4 separate regions of the Mus musculus genome follow, and regions 1, 2 and 4 are each linked to region 3. A link is a loop called in an ENCODE intact Hi-C map of the cell type or tissue named here. Cell type or tissue: left cerebral cortex. All regions are shown on one strand.

The links. Peaks named below come from ENCODE experiments on the same cell type or tissue, not always from the same donor. Only the 100,000 strongest peaks of a DNase experiment are listed, where the experiment ranks them.
Region 1: it touches region 3 in a loop (2.9-fold over the local background); 16 of 42 quality-filtered maps call a loop at or near these places.
Region 2: a loop joins it to region 3, with 7 times the contacts of the local background. A loop is called at or near these places in 25 of 42 quality-filtered maps.
Region 4: a loop joins it to region 3, with 7 times the contacts of the local background. A loop is called at or near these places in 16 of 42 quality-filtered maps.

What each region holds. Positions count from the first base shown.
Region 1 is chrX:142,225,977-142,230,976 of GRCm38, reverse strand. Nxt2 (nuclear transport factor 2-like export factor 2) reads right to left here and starts at 2,800. Exons shown (of 4, transcript NM_172782.4): 1 at 2,596-2,800; 2 at 1,367-1,453. The coding sequence starts at 2,610. In left cerebral cortex, no CTCF peak of the experiment used is centred here; DNase peaks (open chromatin) are centred at 1,795, 1,983, 2,316 and 2,710; H3K4me3 peaks cover 2,012 bases; H3K27ac peaks cover 1,100 bases.
Region 2 is chrX:142,198,026-142,203,025 of GRCm38, reverse strand. No RefSeq gene overlaps it. Among named protein-coding and RNA genes, the nearest start is that of Gucy2f, 3.6 kb to the right of the region's middle. In left cerebral cortex, CTCF peaks have their summits at 2,516 and 3,450; a DNase peak (open chromatin) is centred at 2,518.
Region 3 is chrX:142,311,366-142,316,365 of GRCm38, reverse strand. No RefSeq gene overlaps it. Among named protein-coding and RNA genes, the nearest start is that of Kcne1l, 7.7 kb to the right of the region's middle. In left cerebral cortex, a CTCF peak has its summit at 1,892 (motif pointing right); DNase peaks (open chromatin) are centred at 1,137 and 1,880; H3K4me3 peaks cover 331 bases; H3K27ac peaks cover 189 bases.
Region 4 is chrX:142,234,467-142,239,466 of GRCm38, reverse strand. Nxt2 (nuclear transport factor 2-like export factor 2) reads right to left here. Exons shown (of 4, transcript NM_172782.4): 3 at 2,539-2,683; 4 at 1-1,821. The coding sequence ends at 1,640. Among named protein-coding and RNA genes, the nearest start is that of Nxt2, 8.8 kb to the right of the region's middle. In left cerebral cortex, a CTCF peak has its summit at 2,179; a DNase peak (open chromatin) is centred at 2,178.

The DNA.
Region 1 (5,000 bases), 85 kb after region 3:
TCTGAAAGCAGATCTTAGCTCTGGCTGTACTGAAGCTCACTATGTATACCGGGCTGGCCTTCAATTCAGAGAAACACCTACTTGTTCCTCCCAAGTGCTTGGATTAAAGGCATGTGTCATTAAATTCAACAGCATATATTAGTTCTGAAAGCACCAAGACAGGACAAATGACAGATATTCATGACAAAGGACAATAAACATCCATTGTCATAGCTTTTGCCACCTCCAGTTTCAAGTCAGCAATAATAACATGTTTTATCTTACTTTAAAAAGTTTTAAAAATAACAAAACTGTCCTGCACTGGTGGGAGAACAAGGCAAGGCTCATTCCATCACATACTGGAATAATTAATTCCTTTAAAATAGAGTTGAGATGGGGTTGCAAGATGGCTCAGTGGTTAAGAGCACTGACTGTTCTACCAGTGGACCTGAGTTCAATTCCCAGCACTTACATGTCAGTTCACAACTATCTAACTCCAGTTCATACATGCAGGCAAAATACAAATGCACATAAAATACTATAAAAATAGAGTTGAGGAATAAATTACAATGAAGATTTAAAAAAAAAGTGAGACCTTGATCTATTGAAAACTAAAAGCATGTCTATTCCTGGAATTCTTATTGTGAGCACCAGCTACAACTGAGAATCTTAAGCAGACCAACAGATGTCCCTGCAATGACACACCATTCCACACCATCATAATTTCTTTAACTATGTTAATTCGAGGGACTAAGAAAAAATCAACTATTTATATACAGGTGTGCTGGACCCAGTTATATGAAGTGTTTAATTTCCGAACTGGGGATATAGGACAGTGGTAAAGTACTTGCATAATCTGTTAAGGCCCCGAGTTCAATTTTCAGCACCGCAATTTTTTCTATTTAAAAATAAAACGAGGTAAAGAAAACTTGGGACTTTGCCTATGAACATGGAACTAGGTAAAGTCAAACTTATGATTCCAGAGCTGATATCCCCACCAATACCTTACCATGCCCTCTATAAGCAACTCGTTTTCTTTTTATATTTTTATTTAAACGTTTTTAAATTTAAATATATTTTGATCATATTCTTTCTCTCCCCCAAGTCCCACCAGATCTTTTCCCCAGCCTTCCAACATGTTTGGGTTTCAAAAAACCCAAACAAAAACTTAATACAACAAAACACTTCCCAAACCAAACCAATAAAACAAAATAAAACAACACCAAAACTGAAAAAAGAACAACAACATAAAAACAATCCACCAAACTGTACTCAAATGAAAGCAACTCTTCAAGAACTTGTGCACCATAATTACATATGCAGGTCAGATAAATGGTATTTTAAAAATAAAATTTAAACAAAGAACAATAGAGACTATAAAACTCACATGTCGTCTTTTGTCCATTGTCTCATAGTAAATATTGACAAATTCCTCGGCAGCTCTACATGCCTGATCCACATAAGTTTTAAAATTCTACGAGAAAATATTCACAAATGTAGATTATAATTCCACCAATCCCCCCTCAAGCACAAAATACACAAAAGAAGTTGTCAATTTATGCTCATCATTCTAAAGCTGCATTTGAATTCCACTCCTATGACATAAATTTGAGTATTAAGATTAAGGCACAAATTTCTGCTTGAAAATCTGCTGCTAGTTTTAGGTGTATGTCTTTAAAACACATTCATCTCCCATCTTTTCATTCGTCACATATGAATCTTGGTTCTTTGCTTGGCATGTATCTGTAACTCGGAGATGTGCAGAGGCAGGGACCCTAGGTGTGAAGTGTGGGCAATTATTGAGTAGGCTAGCAAAGCGCTTCATTTCAAGCGCTTATGACCAAGCTCAAAAGCTACTGCGATTAAAAAACAAACAAACAAACAAAAAAACCAAAAAAAAAAAAAACCTGTCAAAATAGAAGTGAACGTCTAAGCAGCCTCACGGAGACATTTTTCTTACGTTATATAACCACTCACTCGTGTCTGGAAGTGAATTGCAGAACCTAAGAAATGAAACCCCTCAGATCCATTCTCACCAGAGTATCCCTGATGAAGTAACCCTTTTGTGGAGGCAGTTCTAGTCTTTGAAATAAATAAAAACAATCGCCACCCTTTTTCAGGGATCCGGAGCTTTTGCTTGCTCTATCTATCTATCTATCTATCTATCTATCTATCTATCTATCTATCTATCTATCTATCTATCTATCTATCATCTATCTATCTATCTTTAAGCGCCAACGGAAAGAGGGCCACCTAAAGCCACCGGCCACAGAGCTGCATCCTCACACAGGCTGCTGGACTCCCACCAGCCGCTCCATCTCCGGAGCAGGGGGCGGGCGGAGGGCGCGAGCTCCGCCCCAGGGGCTGGCGGGCTGGAGCCTGATTCGCCACTCGCTCATGCTCGCGCCTCCTCCCTTCTCCCTCCCCTCCCCTCCCCCCTCCCCTCCCCTCCCCTCCCTTCCCCTCTCCCTCCCCTCCCCTCGGCTGCCCTCCCCTCCGCTGCCCTCCCCTCGGCTGCCCTCCCCTCCGCTGCCCTCCCCTCCCCTCCGCTGCCCGAGCCCTAGCTTGCTTGCTCCTCGGCCAAGCCGCGGGCGCCAGGAGGTGTCACGCACTCACCACTGCCAAGGCCATCAGGGGGCTGGAAATGGTCTGCTCCAGAGCTGGCCCCGGAGATGTCCGCACTTCCGCGCTCGTCTGGGTCCTTTGGCTGTGGAAGGATGAGATGTTTAGCAACAAAACGAACCTCGCCAATGGCACAGATTTCTCAACCCGCCCATTGTCCCCCGGAAGTAGCTCAGTCCGGTGTTAAAATCACCCCGATGTTCCAACTTTAAGCAGCGTTTCCCTTCAGTTCCGAGTGATCCCGCCCATCCGTTTTAAATTACTTGCAAACTGTTTATTTACCATAAGAGAAACAGATAAACGAAAAAACTAACCAACCTACACCATCCCCCCAAAACCCCAACAAAACAGAAGGGGAGGACCTTGCTTTTGTAAGCTTAATATGGAAAACAAATACATCTCAAGTTCCCAGCTACCTGTCCTGGCACAAGTTAATATTAAATATTCAATTTTGGGTGGGAACCTCTTCACACGAGGAGGCGGGGCCAAAATTTGAAGGCCAACGAGAAACGGGGGGGGGGGGAATCTATGTCCGTAGCCAATAGGAAAAGGGGGCAGAACTTATGGAAAGTAACACCAACCGCCAACTGCACGAGGGCTGAAAAATTTTAAAGTACAGGGGGTGCTGAAAACTGTTTAAAGTACGGCCAGTGGGGTTTAAAAACTGTTTAAAGTTCTAAAATGTTCTCCATTTTGAGCCTTGGCCACTAAGCTTCGCTGGGCTGCCTACAATTTCTCACGGTTTAATATACAAGCATTTCACGGATTCTCGCCACTCTGGGGGGATTATATAACAAGGACTACCCCCCTAAACCCTACGGTGTGTGTTTCCACAGCGTATTCAAGAACAGCAGGACAAGAAACAGTTTAGTAGTGATCACAAGCACGTTTCTAAACATTTTTACTCATACTCAATTATTTATGACAACTATAAGTTAAATATTATTTTCTTATCAGTCTATTTAAAAAAGTGATTAACCAGCGACTACCTAGGATTTAAGTACAAGTAATGTTTCACTACTCCACTGCCATTTTTTGTTTGTTTTTGTTTTTTGGTTTTTGTTTTGTTTTGTTTTGTTTTTTGTTTTTGTTTTTTTTCGAGACAGTGTTTCTCTGTATAGCCCTGGCTGTCCTGGAACTCACTCTGTAGACCAGGCTGGCCTCGAAGTCAGAAATCTGCCTGCCTCTGCCTCCTGAGTGCTGGGATTAAAGGCGTGCGCCACGACTGCCCGGCTCCCACGACCGCCCGGTTCCCACTGCCATTTTTTTTTTATTACGTATTTTCCTCAATTACATTTCCAATGCTATCCCAAAAGTCCCCCACTTCCCTACCCACCCATTCCCATTTTTAAATATCACTGCCATTTTTTAAAAAAACCAATGATTTCAAAGCGGCTACCGCCGGACTTCTAATTTTTGAATCAAAATATTTCTATAAACTTACTATTTGTAGTTGATTTGTGGCTCCACCCAGGAACTGCCCGAGTTTCCAAAATGTTGGTCCCCATTGGACCAGTTACTTCGAAATTTTTTCATATCTTTATCCTCCGTCAGCTCTCACTATCCCACTAACGGTTACCGCTCACTTCTCCAAAGCTGAGCAACTGAACGTCACTGCGCGTGCGCCTTAGTTACTTCACTTTTTTTTTTTTTTTTTTTTTTTTTTTTTTGTCGGCGATGATGCTCACTTCCTGTATTCTTTTTTTTTTTTTTTTCGGGACAGGGTTTCTCTGTATAGCCCTGGCTGACCTGGAACCCACTCTGTAGACCAGGCTGGCCTAGAAGTCAGAAATCCGCCTGCCTCTGCCTCCCGAGTGCTGGGATTAAAGGCATGTGCCACCAAGCCCGGCTTACTTCCTGTATTCTTATAATTCTTATAACTTCCGGCGCGGCTGCTCCCACAAGATGCCCCACTGTTCTTTATATGCTAATGAATCACAAGTCTGTATCTTCAGTTCTAGCTTTTTTATGGAGATGAATTATACATACTGAATTTGACTAATAGTGAAAATGAGAATGGTCTGCATGTTTCTCGGGTTTCTCAGAAACTCAAGTCCAAAATTTAAACTAATTTTATTCCAGTTTATTTCAATTCCATAATTTTCTCAATCAGTTATGTGTGGATCTTTGGATTTTTTTATTAATGTTTGGTTCTCCTCTTATTCTTTATTCTATCCACAAGTATTTATAATCATTTACTGTGATCCAGGCATTGTGCAAAGCTCTAGCTGCTAAGCAGTGAACTTAGTGGCCATAATACCACTGCAAAGCTTAATAACAAAAATGGCAAAAAATCAAGTATGTACTAATAAGGTTTAAAGGAATTCCACGTAATGAATTTTGAATATCTAGTTTTGGCCACTCTCTAAAACATTTTCTACCCCACCATCTCTCTCTGT
Region 2 (5,000 bases), 110 kb after region 3:
ACTTACCAGTACCCTGGAGCTCTTGACTCTAGCTGCATATGAATCAGAAGATGGCCTTGCTGGCCATCAGTGGAAAGATTGGCCCATTGGTCGTGCAAACTTTGTATGCCTCAGTACAGGGGAACACCAGGGCCAAGAAGTAGGAGTGGGAGGGTAGAGGAGTGGGGAGAAGGGTATAGGGGACTTTTGGGATAGCATTGGAAATGTAAATGAAGAACATACCTAATAAAAAAATTGAAAAAAATGATTACAACACATATGCTATGACCTATAACTTATCTTCATGTACATTGATGTATTTATTTCACTTTTGAGAATCTATCCTAAAGTAAGCATTGTACCATATTGTAAATAGGGTTATATTTAAAGATTTCACATTGCAGCATCATTTATAATGAGATAACTGGAGACAACGTACATTTATAATCCTAGAACATAGCTGACCTCACTTTAGATGGGACACAATGAAATATTCTGCAACCATAATAGTAATGTGTAAGTTAAATCATAATATTAACTAGAGGCTTTCGTTTTCAAATATCATCGGTACAGTGCCTTATACCTATAAATTTCTAAAGGGCCTACAAAAGAATTTGAAGCTTGACTAAAGTTCTTGAAGGTATTGGCTCAACTCATCCAGATTATTCTGAAATCCAAGTCAATAAATGGTAAGTAAATGTCAAAACATACAATGCTTTGGTTTTATGAATGCTTATAGTTTAATTCAGAAAACTCTAGTAGTTTGTTGAAGTGTATGCTTGTGCCGCAGACCCTCTGGGTCCCTATGTCTTCATGGAACAGGTCTCTAGTTGCAGGTGGGCAAAGCGTTGGATGAGATGACAGACAGATACACACAGGAGAGGTTGTGTAGAATCTGAATGTATTTGTCAGGTTGAGCATCAAACTTTTTATAGTACAGAGAATACAAGGGTCAGAAGTCACAGCAGGCAAGGTACATTGAAGTTACCAGGTACAAAACAAAGGAATTACTTCAAAAGGACTTACAGGAACCAGGTAAATGTTTACAGTAAAGATAAAGCAGTCCTGCCTAGGATCAGCTTAGTGACAGGCAAGGATTTCACATTCTAGTGTTATACCTTTGAACCTTGTGAAGGCACCAGAGGGTTCTGCTCTTGGCAGGCCTCAAGAATAATGTAATATCACAAACCCCTAATTTCCTAGGCCTTGCTAAATTCTTATATTAGTGTAACTTATCTGGAGAATCTCCATTTGTCAGGAGAATATACCAACTTGCTTTTAATATGCAATGTAGCTTGTACTGAAGATTTCTATCTCAGTGAGATTCCCTGGCTCTTTCTGCAGACCAGTTGAGCCACTGGCTCTGTCTATTGTAATGATTAATTAGTTGCTGAATAGGTTAACTTCCTTACTGCCTTCTCACAGGATTCTAAGCTTGGCGGCTTCTGGGATCTTGGAACACTGGGGAGACTAACTATAACAGAATTTGATCTTAAGAGGCATTTATAATAAAATATTAAAAGAGAGCTCATAGATCCATACACCAGACTAACTCGGGAATAGAGTATGAGTATGAGAACACCAAAACTCCAGGAGGAGAGCTTTCTTGAAACTCTCTGCCTCGTGAGTGGCTTTTAGGCTTCAGAGCCTGTCACGCTGACTCAACTGGAGTGTGTGGCATGCTTGGATGTTAAGTTTATAAGAACTCCTGTGTATATATAATCTCTACTAAGAAGTATGTATATGACTATTTGCCCAAATAGATGCCTGAGTATCACATGCATGCCTACTTCCTGAGGAGACCCACTGCAAGAACAGCCAATGCTCTTTAACGGCTGAACTATCTCACCAGCCTCTATATTAATTTTCAAAAGTATATTTACCTGTATATGTCAATGCATGTGAGAGAAGACATGGGGCAGGGCAAAAGTGCAGAGGGCCTACTTAAAAGGCCTTGGTTGATAAGAAACAGTATTATGCAGCTCCTGCTGCATCCAAGAGTCATCATCTTTCCTCCCCACGAGCAAACTCAGGACTTAAGGAATGTACACATCTAATTCCAGTGTAGAAATTTAGGAAAAGTGAAACTGGTATTTGAAGAGAGATCCAGTTTGACATGGATTCAACCTGTGATTGTAATGAGTACATGTGTCATAATATCATATTTTGAAGATAAACTACATCAGGCGTAATGGTGCCTGCTTTTAATCCTAGCAATTAGGAATAAGATTAGGCGAGTCTGTGAGTTTGAAACCACCCTGGTATAAAATATAAACTCAGGGTAGTGCCTCTAATGACAGATCTTGGGAGTCAGAGGCACAAGGATTGCCACAAGTTTGGGCCAGTCTGCTGTGTAAAGTGTAGCATTTTCTCAAAAACGGAAATGCTAACACAAATAGGACATTTAATATAAAGAAAATATTTTAATGGTTTTTAGTGTTTTCCATCACAAAATGTTTTCAGCCTCAAGTTAGAGAAATTTTGTAGCCATAATGATGTAGTAGTGACATCGTGTGGCTATGTATTGTCATTGCAGCGTTGGTTTTAATTTCAGTTGTGAAGTTGACCACTAGAGGTGAGCACTGAGCTCTATTCTGTGCATGTATTCTGGATTAACAATCTTCCACCTGTCCTGTTAAAACTGCAGCAAAACAAAACCACTACTGATGGCATAGATAAATACATGCTTGCACAAAATAATGTGCATGAAAGTTACTTTCCATTTCCCCCTGTGCAGTCTGAAGAAATACAGCAAACTTATTAAGTTCTAGGTTCTCAAACCACACTCTGTGTATTCCACTTATGACCTCATCATTTACTAACCGTGTAATATTATTCAAGCTACGTAACCTAAATAGAACTACTCATTTATATATATGTATAATGAGGTTAGGAATTGTCCCTGTGTCTTAGGGATGCTCTGAAAAGTAAATGAAATAATACATTTGCAGTGCCACTTGTGAGGATGTGCAAAATAACTGGTAATTACATTGCACCTGATCCCAGACTATTCTCTCTCTCTCTCTCTCTCTCTCTCTCTCTCTCTCTCTCTCTCTCTCTCTCTCTCACACACACACACACACACACACATTTGTTTTTTGTTTTGTTTCTCTATGCAGCCCTGGCTGTCCTGGAACTCACTTTGTAGACCATGCTGGCTTCAAACTCAGATCTCCTTGCTTCTGCCTCCCAAGTGCCACAACACTTGGCTGAGACTTTTTTAAAAAAAAATAATAAAAAGAGTTAATGTGCCTCCTGTTGAGCAAATAAACATGCTAAATGTGATAAATGCAAAAGGGCCCTTGCTAGTACAACTGAAAGAACTAAAGAGATTTCAGTGATGGGGCTCAGCAGTTAAGACACTGGCTGCTCTTCCAGTGGGCCTAGGTTCAATTCCTAACACCCACATGACAGCTCATGACCATTTGTAACTCCAGCCTCAGGAAATCTGATGTCCTTTTCTGGCCTCCATGGGTATTGCACACGTGTTGTGCACAGACACATATGTAGACAAAATTCCCATACACATAAAAATATCAAATTATTGTTCAAAACATTTTAAGAAAGAAATTTCAGTGGGATGGGTCACATGAAACAATTTTTTAAAGGTTGAAAGGTGCCAATAAGTGCCCTCATTGGAGATAGGGGGGCTGTGGAAATGTGTGGTGTCTAACATCTTGCCTGGTAGCTTTCCTCTTAATTCATACTTGTTTTTCCCTAACATGGTCCCCAGGTCCGTACACCATTTCCTGACCTGATGAAAGAACTTATCCAAGGCTTCATTCTGAATGATTAACTACGGGTTTGTCATTGTGGATCTATTTTTATTGCCCACACTCCAACTTTCACCCTAGTCATGAAAGGACTATGAGAGTTGTGGGCTAATGCTATGCAAAGCCTTTGCCACTTTTCCATGAAGTCCTCTGTAGTGTTTAGTAGGAAAAAAAAATCATTAAATGGAAAGAGACTATATTTTCTTTTGTTTGCAGTCATAATTACAAAGGAAGACAGGGGACCAGCTAGATGGCTCAGCAGATAAAGGAACTTCCCAAGCAAGCCTAGAAGCCTGGAGTCCAACCACCTGAATTTATCTAACAGGTGAAGGAAAGAATGATCTGTCTCTGTAGGCACTCAAGGGGGATACATGTGCCCAGGACCTCTCTTTATACATACCCAAGAGAAAAAAAATACTACTTCCACTTAGTCTTTTGTTTTGTTTTGTTTTGTTTCAGAAACAGGGTCTCTCTGTATGGCCTTAGCTGTCCCTGAAACTCACTCTGTAGACCAGGCTGGCCTCAAACTCAAGAGATCCACCTGCCTCTGCCTCCTGAGTGCTGAGATTAAATGTGTGAGCCTCTAATGCCCTCTCTGCCCACCTGAAATTTTATATGAAATTACAGCTTCAGAGATGGCTTAGTTTATAAAATGTTTGCTGTGCAAGCAATGACACCTGATTTTATTTTCTAGGATACCCATAAAAAATGTGGAACAGTGTAGCATGCTCCTGAGATCCCAGTCATGGTGAGACAGGAACAAGAGCATCCTCTGGGCTTGCTGGCTACCACTTTGGCCAAAGTCTGCGTCAGTGAAAAGCCCTGTATCAGAAAAAAAAAAGTGGATAGCGATTGAAGAAGACACCGAACTTCTTGTCTCTGCATATATGCACACACATCCCCACATATGCCCAGAAAGCACACAAATCCCCAGAAAATCTTTTCACATGAAATAGAACATTTCATAATGGCTGAAAAGTGGGAGCAGGCAAAATACCAAACAGCTGTTGGTAAATATGATATGTCCATGGTAAGTAAAAAGTAGTATGTCCGGGAGTGTGTAAAGTAAATGTGGTATGTCCTGGAGGGTGTAAAAAAATGTGTTATATCCTGGAGGCTATAAACTAAATGTGGTATGTTCAAGTGGGTATAAAAAGTGTGATATGTCTAAGAGGGTGTAAACAAACAAAATGCAGTGCTTCCAAGAGGGTGTGAAGGAACAAAATATGGTATGTTCAAAAGAATGTA
Region 3 (5,000 bases):
TGGCAAACGATCAAGCCCCATCACAATTTAACACACTGTTGGCTTGACTCAGGAGCCACTGAAGCATTACTGTCTAAGAACAAAGTCCAAATTCAGACTGATGGCAGTTGACACAACTGGTTTTCATTTTCTCTCAGCGTGGAGCGGGAACAATTTTTCTCATGGTCTAGGGCCTGATTTCAATCATCCCTAAATGTTCCTGGGTCATTTCCCAACTCAAAAGCACTCCGAGATTCCGGCTACCGCAACATGGAGACTTTCCCTGCTGATGTGAGAGTGAAGGCAAGTGACCTCTGCATGTTTCTTGAATGTGTCAAGTGTTGGCAGGTTCTCGAAAATCCTCTGTCCACTACCTTCACAAACAGGACCAAGGAGGAAACAGATGACCCAGAATCAGCTAGATCACTCTCTGCTATATGCCACGTAGCTGGCACCATCTTTTGGAAGTTTCCATTAGCAAGTCCATTGGCTAGTCAGTTCAAGAGCCCATGTCTTTTGTCTTTCTTCATCACCTGCTAAAGTAAGCAAAAGAGTACAGTGCATAGAGCTAGGCTGTGATCCTATACTACCCAGGGAAACCTATGGGCTGTCTTTTTACTAGCTGGGTAACACCAGGAAAGGTAATTAACTTTTCTAAACTTCTCAAATTTGTAAAGCAGGTGTATTAACTAGTACCTACCCCTGTCCCCGCCACCCCACCCCCCAGGATCAGCATGGAGATTCAAGAGTTAGCGTAACACCTAGATTTTGGTAAGAGTTGAAAGTGACTGTTCCCTTTGGGGGCAGTATGCTCTGAGTTCCCCCAGGTTCAGTAAGAAGCCTCCCTCCTGGCCCCACAGCCCCACAGCCTTCCTGTTGAGAAGGAAGTAACCACAGCCACATACACAGTGTTCTGAGCCAGGCTATTGCGTGTTCAGCCTTTGCCTCAGACTCCCGTGGTAAGCATGGTGGTTCTCGCCATCGCGTGAAGAAGAGAATGTTTAGCCCTGTCCTGGAACTCCCTTTGGAGACCAGGCTGGCCTCAAACTCGGAGGTCCATCTGCCTCTTTCTGTGTCTTCCTCCAGAATGCTGCCACGCACCACCATCACAGCTTGGCTGAATCTGTTAGTCCTAATTGCCGTGCTTTGCTACAGACCTCTGCCAGCGTTCTGAGCGTGCCCCTTTGTTAAAATGGTCAGGCTGGCATCTGCCATTTCCTTGCCCTCTTGGGAATTTTAGCTTCATCATATCAAGAACCATATCATAGCAGGACCAGAGAAAGTCCTTTCTCTGGGCTCTAGTGACTAGAAATATTGTTTCCTTTTCAATTATATTTTTAATGATTTAAAACAATTAAATTTTTTCACATTATATACCGATTGCTATTCCTCTTTCGGGTTCCCTCTCATAAGTCCCGTCCCCCATACCCACTTTTCCACTGAGAAGGTGAAGGCCCCCTTGGATATCTCCTGACACTGGCACATCAAGTCTCTGTGAGGGGAGGCACATCCAGACAAGGCATTGTATGTAGTTAGGGGAGCAGACTCCACAGACAGGCAACAGCTTTAGGGAGAGTCCTGCTTTAGTTGTTGACGGACTCACATGAAGATGGAGGTGCACATCAGCTACATATGTTGGGGGCGCGCGGAGAGGGGGTTGTTGTCCAGCCAGTATATGTTATTTTGTTGGTAGTTCAGTGTCTTGAGAGCCCCCTATTCCTGTGGAGGTCACATCCTCTTTGGGGCCTTTAATTTTTCCCCCAACTCTTCTATAAGAGTCTCCGAGCTCCAGCCAATGTTGGGATCTGTTTCAGTCAGCTGATGAGTGGAGCCTCTCAAAGGACGGTTAGGCTAGGCTCTTGTTATAAAACAAACAAAAAAAAACTGAAGAAAGTGAAAACCCCAGTCCGCCACCAGATGGCGCTGTAGGACTCCAAGAGAAAAAGTGCTCCTCACCCTCCCACTTCCCACTCTTTCCCACAGAATGCTCCAAGTAGCCACACATTTTCTTCTCTTGTTCAAGGAAGACTGGGTGGGTAGGTGAAACATTTTCCAGATAATGCCCAGGCAGGAATTGGCAGAAATCTAACAATGTCATTTATGACCTATGTCTTCCGCAAAGTTCCGGAAGGTTAGTCTTCATTCTTTAAGAGGCATGCCTTTCTTTCAAATATCTCCACATGCTTTGTAGATCCTCCTCACTATTAACAAGCTAGAAATAAAATCAAGAATTGCCCAAAGCATGGAAGGAGGTTGTGAAGTGGAATGGAACTATTTCTTGCCTGGGAAATGATTTATTTGGATTCTGGTGGCTTCCCTATTAACTTACGTCCTTTCTATCTCTGCCTTCATTTTCTCAGCTATATGTAAAATAAGAAGGCCCATGAGACCTTATACTTGGAAATGCTTTCCCCCTGCTATCCTTTGTACACAGACAATAGATAGCAGTATTATAAAGCTATGGTAATGAAGATCTGGTTCAAAGCTCAGATTGGCCATCTGTGAAGTTACTTCCTATCCTAGTTTCTTCACCCATTGGGCTGCAGATTCCTTACATATAGAGTGGGAATGTGCGTACTGCACAGAGTTGTCATTAAAGACTCACTGAGATTCCTCATGGAAATTGCTTAACACATGCACGTTCAATAAAACCAATTATTCCACAGGGATGATGCTCACATTTTAGCACATGTGTGGATGTTCATTTAGTGATCATCAGACTTAGGGTCAGCTAAGAACTAAAACCAGGCTTCCCCTTAGAAGTCTGAAGGCAAATCCATTTCATAGATGCAAGACAGGGCTGTGAATATGAATGAAGCAGAAGGCTGCAAAAGTAACCCCATGTGATTGAATTCCCCATCCATTACTTGTGGGAGCATAAAACAATTTTCAAAACCAGTTTGGCAGTTCCTTATAAAACTAAACCACATCTTTTCTACAACCTAAAATTTCTACCCCTAGGTATTTACCTAAGGAAAAGGGCTACACATAACCTGAAGAGGATTTCTATAATACCACTCACAACAATGTGATCTCTAATAGTCAGAAAACAGCAAGCAAAGTATTGCTCAGCAATGCTAAGAAACAGACTGCAGATACTTGCAAGAATGCGGATGAGTTTTGAAAACATTGGGCTGAATAAAAGAAATCTTTTTTAAAAGAGAATGCTATACATTGTCAGTGAGAACTTAGTGTAGCCACTGTGGAAAATGAGTTTAAGGTACCTGGAAAAAAACCCTATCTGTATAATGACCATGTATGGGATCCAGCTATTCCACTCCTGCTTGTGTAGCCAAAGGAAATGAAGCTGACATGTAAAGGGCATACCCATTTCTTTTGTTTATGCTATTCACAACAGCTAAGATATGTAGCTAGCCAAATGCCTATCAACAAGTGGATGGATTGAGAAAATGTGCTATATGCACACTGTCTTGGTTACTATTTTATTGCTTTGAAGAGACACCATGATGAAGGCAACCTATAAGATGCATTTAATTGGGAACTTGCTTACAGTTTCAGATGAGTACAGGATCATCATGGTGGGGAGCATGGTGGCAGGCAAGCAGTCATGATGCTGGAGTAGTAGCTGGGAGCTTACATATTATTGGCAAGTTGGAAGCAGAGAGAGCAAAAGCCTAGGTCTGGTCTGGGCTTTTGAAACCTTAAATCCCACTTACAATGACATACCTCCTCCAACAAGACCACACATATAAATCCTTCCTAAACAGTCCACCAACTAGGAAATAAATATATGAGCCTATGGGGGCCATTTTTATTCAAACCGCCATCACACACAAAAGCTAACCTCAAAGTAGAGTAACATTTACTAGAGCAAGATGGTAGGATTAAGAATTGGAAGAAAGGAGGTATGGATATGATCAAAGTACTCTATATGCAGTGTGGAAGCCTCACATTAAATCCCTTCTGTATGTACAAGTAGGATCATGGGATTAAAAAATATTTCTCAGCTAGGAAGAATACTCATTTAGTAAAGCACCTGTCTTGCAAGTGTGAGGACCCGAGTTCAATCCCCAGGATTTACAAAAATACCAGGTGTGGTGATATATATACACATATACAAATGTACACATACATATACACACATGTATATGTGCATCTATACACACATGATCACACTTATGTACATGCATACACACAAAAGAAATCTATTTTATGTATATAAAATATATATGCATAATCTGCATGCCTCCTCAGCACTCAGGAGGCAGTCAGACAGATCTCTGAGTTCGATGCCAGCCTGCTCTTTAGAGCAAGTTCCAGGATAGCCAGGGCTGTTACACAGGGAAACCCTTCTCAAAAAAACAAATATATGTATATGTGCATATATACATATATGTATCCAATTATCTGTTTTATTGTTCTTTGTAGAATTTAACATCCCCTCATATATAATTATTTGTAATGTGTCTCTTTTGGAGCTAACATATACAGAACAGGGACTTTGGGAACTATACTCCAGCCTTAGTATGCCTGGCACTTATTAAGTGCCCAATAAAATTTTCATTGAAAAAACACGTGCATTTAGAGTGATGTAATATTCTCCATCTCTTTTGAAAGCACTCAATAATAAAAAAGAACTGTATAGCAAGATGATTGTTTTGTATCAGGAACTACAAAACACCTAGTGAAACATGCAGTTTGTTTTCATTTAGAGCGCCTGTGTTCTCCATATCTGTCAGGAGCAGTCGACGACAGATCTATAGAAGCTTCTGCTACAGAACTAGATAGAACACACAAGACACCAGGTGGGAACAGCCTGGTGGAAAAGCTGGAGATCCACCTGGTTGGGGAGCTGTTTCCAGGCAGATGTACATCTTTGGCCCATTCACAGTGTTTTTGTTTCTAAGGCAATGCTGTTTAGCCATCTCAGAATAATAAGGCTTCCCTAAAAGAATTCATGCTTCATGATTCTACTTATTTTGAACCTCCATTAACAGGTGAGACTAACCATCAATGGAAACACTTTACAAAATACTTGCCTCTGGTTGAAGGAGGCAATT
Region 4 (5,000 bases), 77 kb after region 3:
GCAGTGACTGGGCATTTTAATTATTTTTGCTAAAGATATAGTTAATGGAAAAAATTCAAAATAAGAGCAAGCTCACTCTGAATAGACTAGAATGTATATGTTTTGATAAGAACTTAAATGAGCCATGGTTTTAAATATCAGTTCTATCACCTTCTATTTAATTTAAATAATACAATAATTATAAATATAGTACATTTCTGAGCCAAAGTAAATTACTAGTTTTAAAATTGAGTGATAAAAGATTAATAGTGATCATAATATAGAACAAACCTTGCATATTTAGTTTAAAATACTTAAAAATTGCAAAGAATTATAAAGTTTAACTAAAAGCTAAAAACACTATATTTTTGTCTTTAGAAGCTAAAACATAAAGTTTGTTCCTTTGAAGTTTATCATGAAGATCATTTCTTTGATTTCTGGATTTTTAACCATAGGCAGAAATGTTTTAATAATATTTTTATCCAGTGCCATACAGAAATAAATCATAAAATCAAAGACTTAATTTTAAAAAGTAGGTAAAGCCGTTGACAGTGTAAAAGCCATGGAAGAAAATTATTCATGCGCATGGTAGGTAATACATTGGAGGCTTGGGGCTTGAAGTTGATATGGAAGAATTTGGAGTTCAGCATGTACAGAGACTGAGCATAGCTTTCTTTCGAATTCTCAGATTCGGAGACAAAGTTAAGTTTACAGCTGATATCTTAATCCCTTACATTCAGAAAGAAGCTGGGGTGGATACTGGAGACAGGCATGAAGGGGAAGTAAAATAATCTTAAAATCCAGTTTTTAGGACCATGGCAAGAATTCTTAGAGACTCTTGGGATGCAAATCCTGAAACTTGGCTCCACTTCCAGGAGGTAGGGAACAGGTGTGCTCCCTCTTTTGGTGTTGGCTTCAGCCTTAGATTTCTATGTTTCTCATTTCTTACTCTCCCATTAAAGCTTCTGTTATCACTCCCATTTATCACATAAACACATTGACCTGAAGCCGGCACGAACAAAAGGTTTCAGAGTTGTGACTGCCATTAAATGCACCCGATATACAAGTATCAGTCGAGAACATTTTTTTCCCCACCTAATTGATTACCTCATTTCAAAAGGAAACATGTCAATGCAAGAAAACAACACGGACTATTATACAGTTATATGCAATTAAAATATGTCAGAACACTAGCGTAAAACTAAGTTGAACAGACTTCAAATACTTATATATTAAAACTTTAGTGTTAATCGTAAACAGGCATGTGCTTCATTGAGAAATTACCCTAGTAACTGAGACTATCCTACAGAGCTATCTTGTGCTATCCCATAGAGAGTAATACAAAAGGACTCCATTTGTGCAATAGATCGGGTTCACAGTGAATATCTTAGTACCTAGATCATGTTTAATATTACCTTGAGAGTGTCAGTAGTGGAATGTATGCATAAGGCATGTAAAAAAAACTATCTTTAAAGCTCTTAAGGGCAATAATCCAAACTGGCAGCTGATCTAGCAAAGGCGCTGCTAAAAAAAAAATGTTACATACATTTAGTTTTAGCACATACACTTAAGTTTGTAGTACTTTTGCACGAAATATATTAATTCTCCTCTAACTTCTCTTGCTGGAACTAATGGACCAATAGAGTGGGTTTTTGCTCCTTTAAATACTAGCCCAATCTTGAAAACGGAAGCAATCACTTGCAATCTTCCACACAGTGCTGTTAGGAGTGCTCTGCGCAGTCAGCAGGAAGTTCTGGTTAAAGAAGTGCTGCTTGTTTCCATCAAACTTCACAACTCCACTGGTCACAACGAGCACTGTAGTTTGGCACTGGGTAGCTTGCTCTTTAGCAACAGAAACAAGAGAAATAGGTCACTTATCTAAGCTTATGATGTAATGTTAAAGTATTTTTATGACTATTCTGTACTTTAAGCAGGCATCCCAAAGTTAATAGTTTAATATTTAAAAAAAATTAACATGATTTTTTTAGTCCAGAAAGATTTACAGAGTACTCTCAAATTTCAAAACAGAGATTAAAAAGCTAACATGACCATATGCTCCCTACATGTGTTAATATTTCATTACATATCTAACATCATTCACAGTTTGTTTCTGAAGCCATTCTTCAGGAAACATAAGGGCGAATATCATTATAAACAACTATATGAGAAAGTAAGTACTCCATCTAGAGGTAAGTATTGCACACTGCATCAATCCACTGTGAATCAAATTTTGTCACAAGTCATTCTTTCACAGAATACAGTTCTCTAAAATTTTAACAAACACTCAAACGCATTAATCTATGATATGACATAAATTATTTTTTCTGTAGGCATTCTCCTTTTCATTAACAAAAAATCACAATCTCTCAAAATTAATGGTGGTTATCTGGGGTGAAAATCACCTAAAAGAAGACCCAAAGCCTGACTGTATAAATTTGTTTTTGTGACACTTAACTTGCTTAAATAAGTAAACACACCCACTACTGAAGGTTACTGCTGCTTGGGTTGTAGACCTCAGTGTTTACGAACCTAAAATAAAGGAGATAGTTTGATACTCACCATGAACTGGTTGGCAATCTAACATATTGATCTGGAATTCGCTGGAAGGCAACATCTCAAAAAAATTAGCAAGGGCTTCCAGCCCTGTAACAACATTTCCATTCCAGATTAGAGTGGCTTTGTCCAAATACAGCCTGACAAGTGCCTAAAAAATAAAGGAAAAGTTTAAAAATGGATTTTTTACCCATAAGCATCTTCTACAAATGCATTAAGATTAGACGGGTTTGGGCACAATCTCAGTGGAGGGCCCCAAGGTCCCCAGAGGACTCTCCATGCTGCATACACCCTAGGACACCCGGGATCTTGAGATCACTGTGAGTGGAACACAACATCAGTTCCAAAAATCCCAGAGGGTCATGTGCTAGCAGCAACAGGGTCAAAGCACAAAGGCAGGCCCTAGCACACCCAGAAGCTTGGGATCACTGAGACCAGTCTATGCAGGAGAGCACATGGGCTTCAGAAGCAACAGAGCTTCTTGGACAGGGTCCCTTTGGGCCTTCATCCTCAGCCAGGAGGCGGGGCTGAGACCCAGACTCCTGGACACCTTCCCTGCCAGAGGAGAGTCAGCCTCCAGGGAGACCTCTGAACTCAGGAATCAGGAGGTGGATCTGAGCTCCAGACTGCTGGACACCTTCCCTGCCAGAAGAGAGCTTGCCTGCAGAGAGTACTCTGACCACTGGGACTCAGGACAGAGTTGGTCTCCCAGGAGTGCTGACAGAGGCTAAAGAATCACAGGAGGAACAAGCTCCAGCCAGAGACAATTAGAACATCTAACACCAGAGATTGCCAGATGGCAAAAGGCAAACTTTAGAATCTTACTAACAGAAATCAAGAACACTGGGCATCATCAGAACCCAGTACACCCACCACATCGAGTCCTGGATACCGAAACACACCGGAAAGGCAAGATTTGGATCTAAAATCATATCTCATGATGCTGGTAGAGGATTTTAAGAAGGGCATTAATAACTCACTTAAAGAAATACAGGAGAACACTGCTAAAGAGGTATAAGCCCTTAAAGAGGAAGCACAAAATTCCCTCAAGGAATTACAGGAAAACAATGCTAAACAGGTAGAAGACCTTACAGAGTAAACAAAAAATCCCTTAAAAAATTACAGGAAAACACAACCAAATAGGTAGTGGAATTGAACAAAACCATCCAAGATCTAAAAATGGAAGTAGAAACAATGAAGAAAACCCTAAGGGAGGTAACTCTGGAGATAGAAACCCTAGGAAAGAAATAAGGAACCATAGATGTAAGCATCAGCAACAGAATACAAGAGATGGAAGAGATAGTCTCAGGTGCAGAAGATTCCATAGAGAACATCGGCACAACAATCAAAGTAAATGCAAAAAGATCCTAACTCAAAGTATACAGGAAATCAAGAACACAATGAGAAGACCAAACTTATGGATAACAGGTATAGATGAGAATGAAGATTTTCACCTTAAAGGGCCAGCAAATATCTTCAACAAAATTATAGAAGAAAACTTCCCAAACCTAAAGAAAGAGATGCCCACGAACATACAAGAAGCCTACAGAACTCTAAATAGACTGGACCAGAAAAGAAATTGCCCCCGACATGTAATAATCAGAACAAAACATGCACTAAATAAAGATAGAATATTAAAAGCAGTAAGGGAAAAAGGTCAACTAACATATAAAGGCAGACCTATTAGAATTACACCAGACTTCTCACCAGAGACTATGAAAGACAGAAGATCCTGGACAGATGTTATGCAGACCGTAAGAGAACACAAATGCCAGCCCAGGCTACTATATCCAGCAAAACTCTCAATTACCATAGATGGAGAAACCAAAATATTTCATGACAAAACCAAATTCACACAATATCTTTCCAGGAATCCAGCCCTTCAAAGGATAATAAAGGGAAAACAACAACACAAGGATGGAAACTACACCCTAGAAAAAGCAAGAAAGTAATCCTTCAACAAAACTAAAAGAAGACAGCTGCAAGAACAGAATCCTAACTTTAACAACAAAAATAACAGGAAGCAACAATTACATTTCCTTAATATCTCTTAATATCAATGGACTCAATTCCCAAATAAAAAGTCATAGACTAACAGACTGGCTACACAAACAGGATCCAACTTTTTGCTGCTTACAGGAAACCCATCTCAGGGAAAAGGACAGACACTACCTCAGAGTGAAAGGCTGGAAAACAATTTTCTAAGAAAATAGTCTGAAGAAACAAGCTGGAGTAGCCATTCTAATATAGAATAAAATCGACTTCCAACCCAAAGTTATCAAAAAAGACGAGGAAGGGCACTTCATACGCATCAAAGGTAAAATCTTCCAAGATGAAGTCTCAATTCTGAATATCTATGCTCCAAATGTAAGGGCGGCCACATTCATTAAAGAAACTATAGTGAAGCTCAAAGCACACATTGCACCTCACACAATAATAGTGGGAGACTTCAACACACCACTTTCATC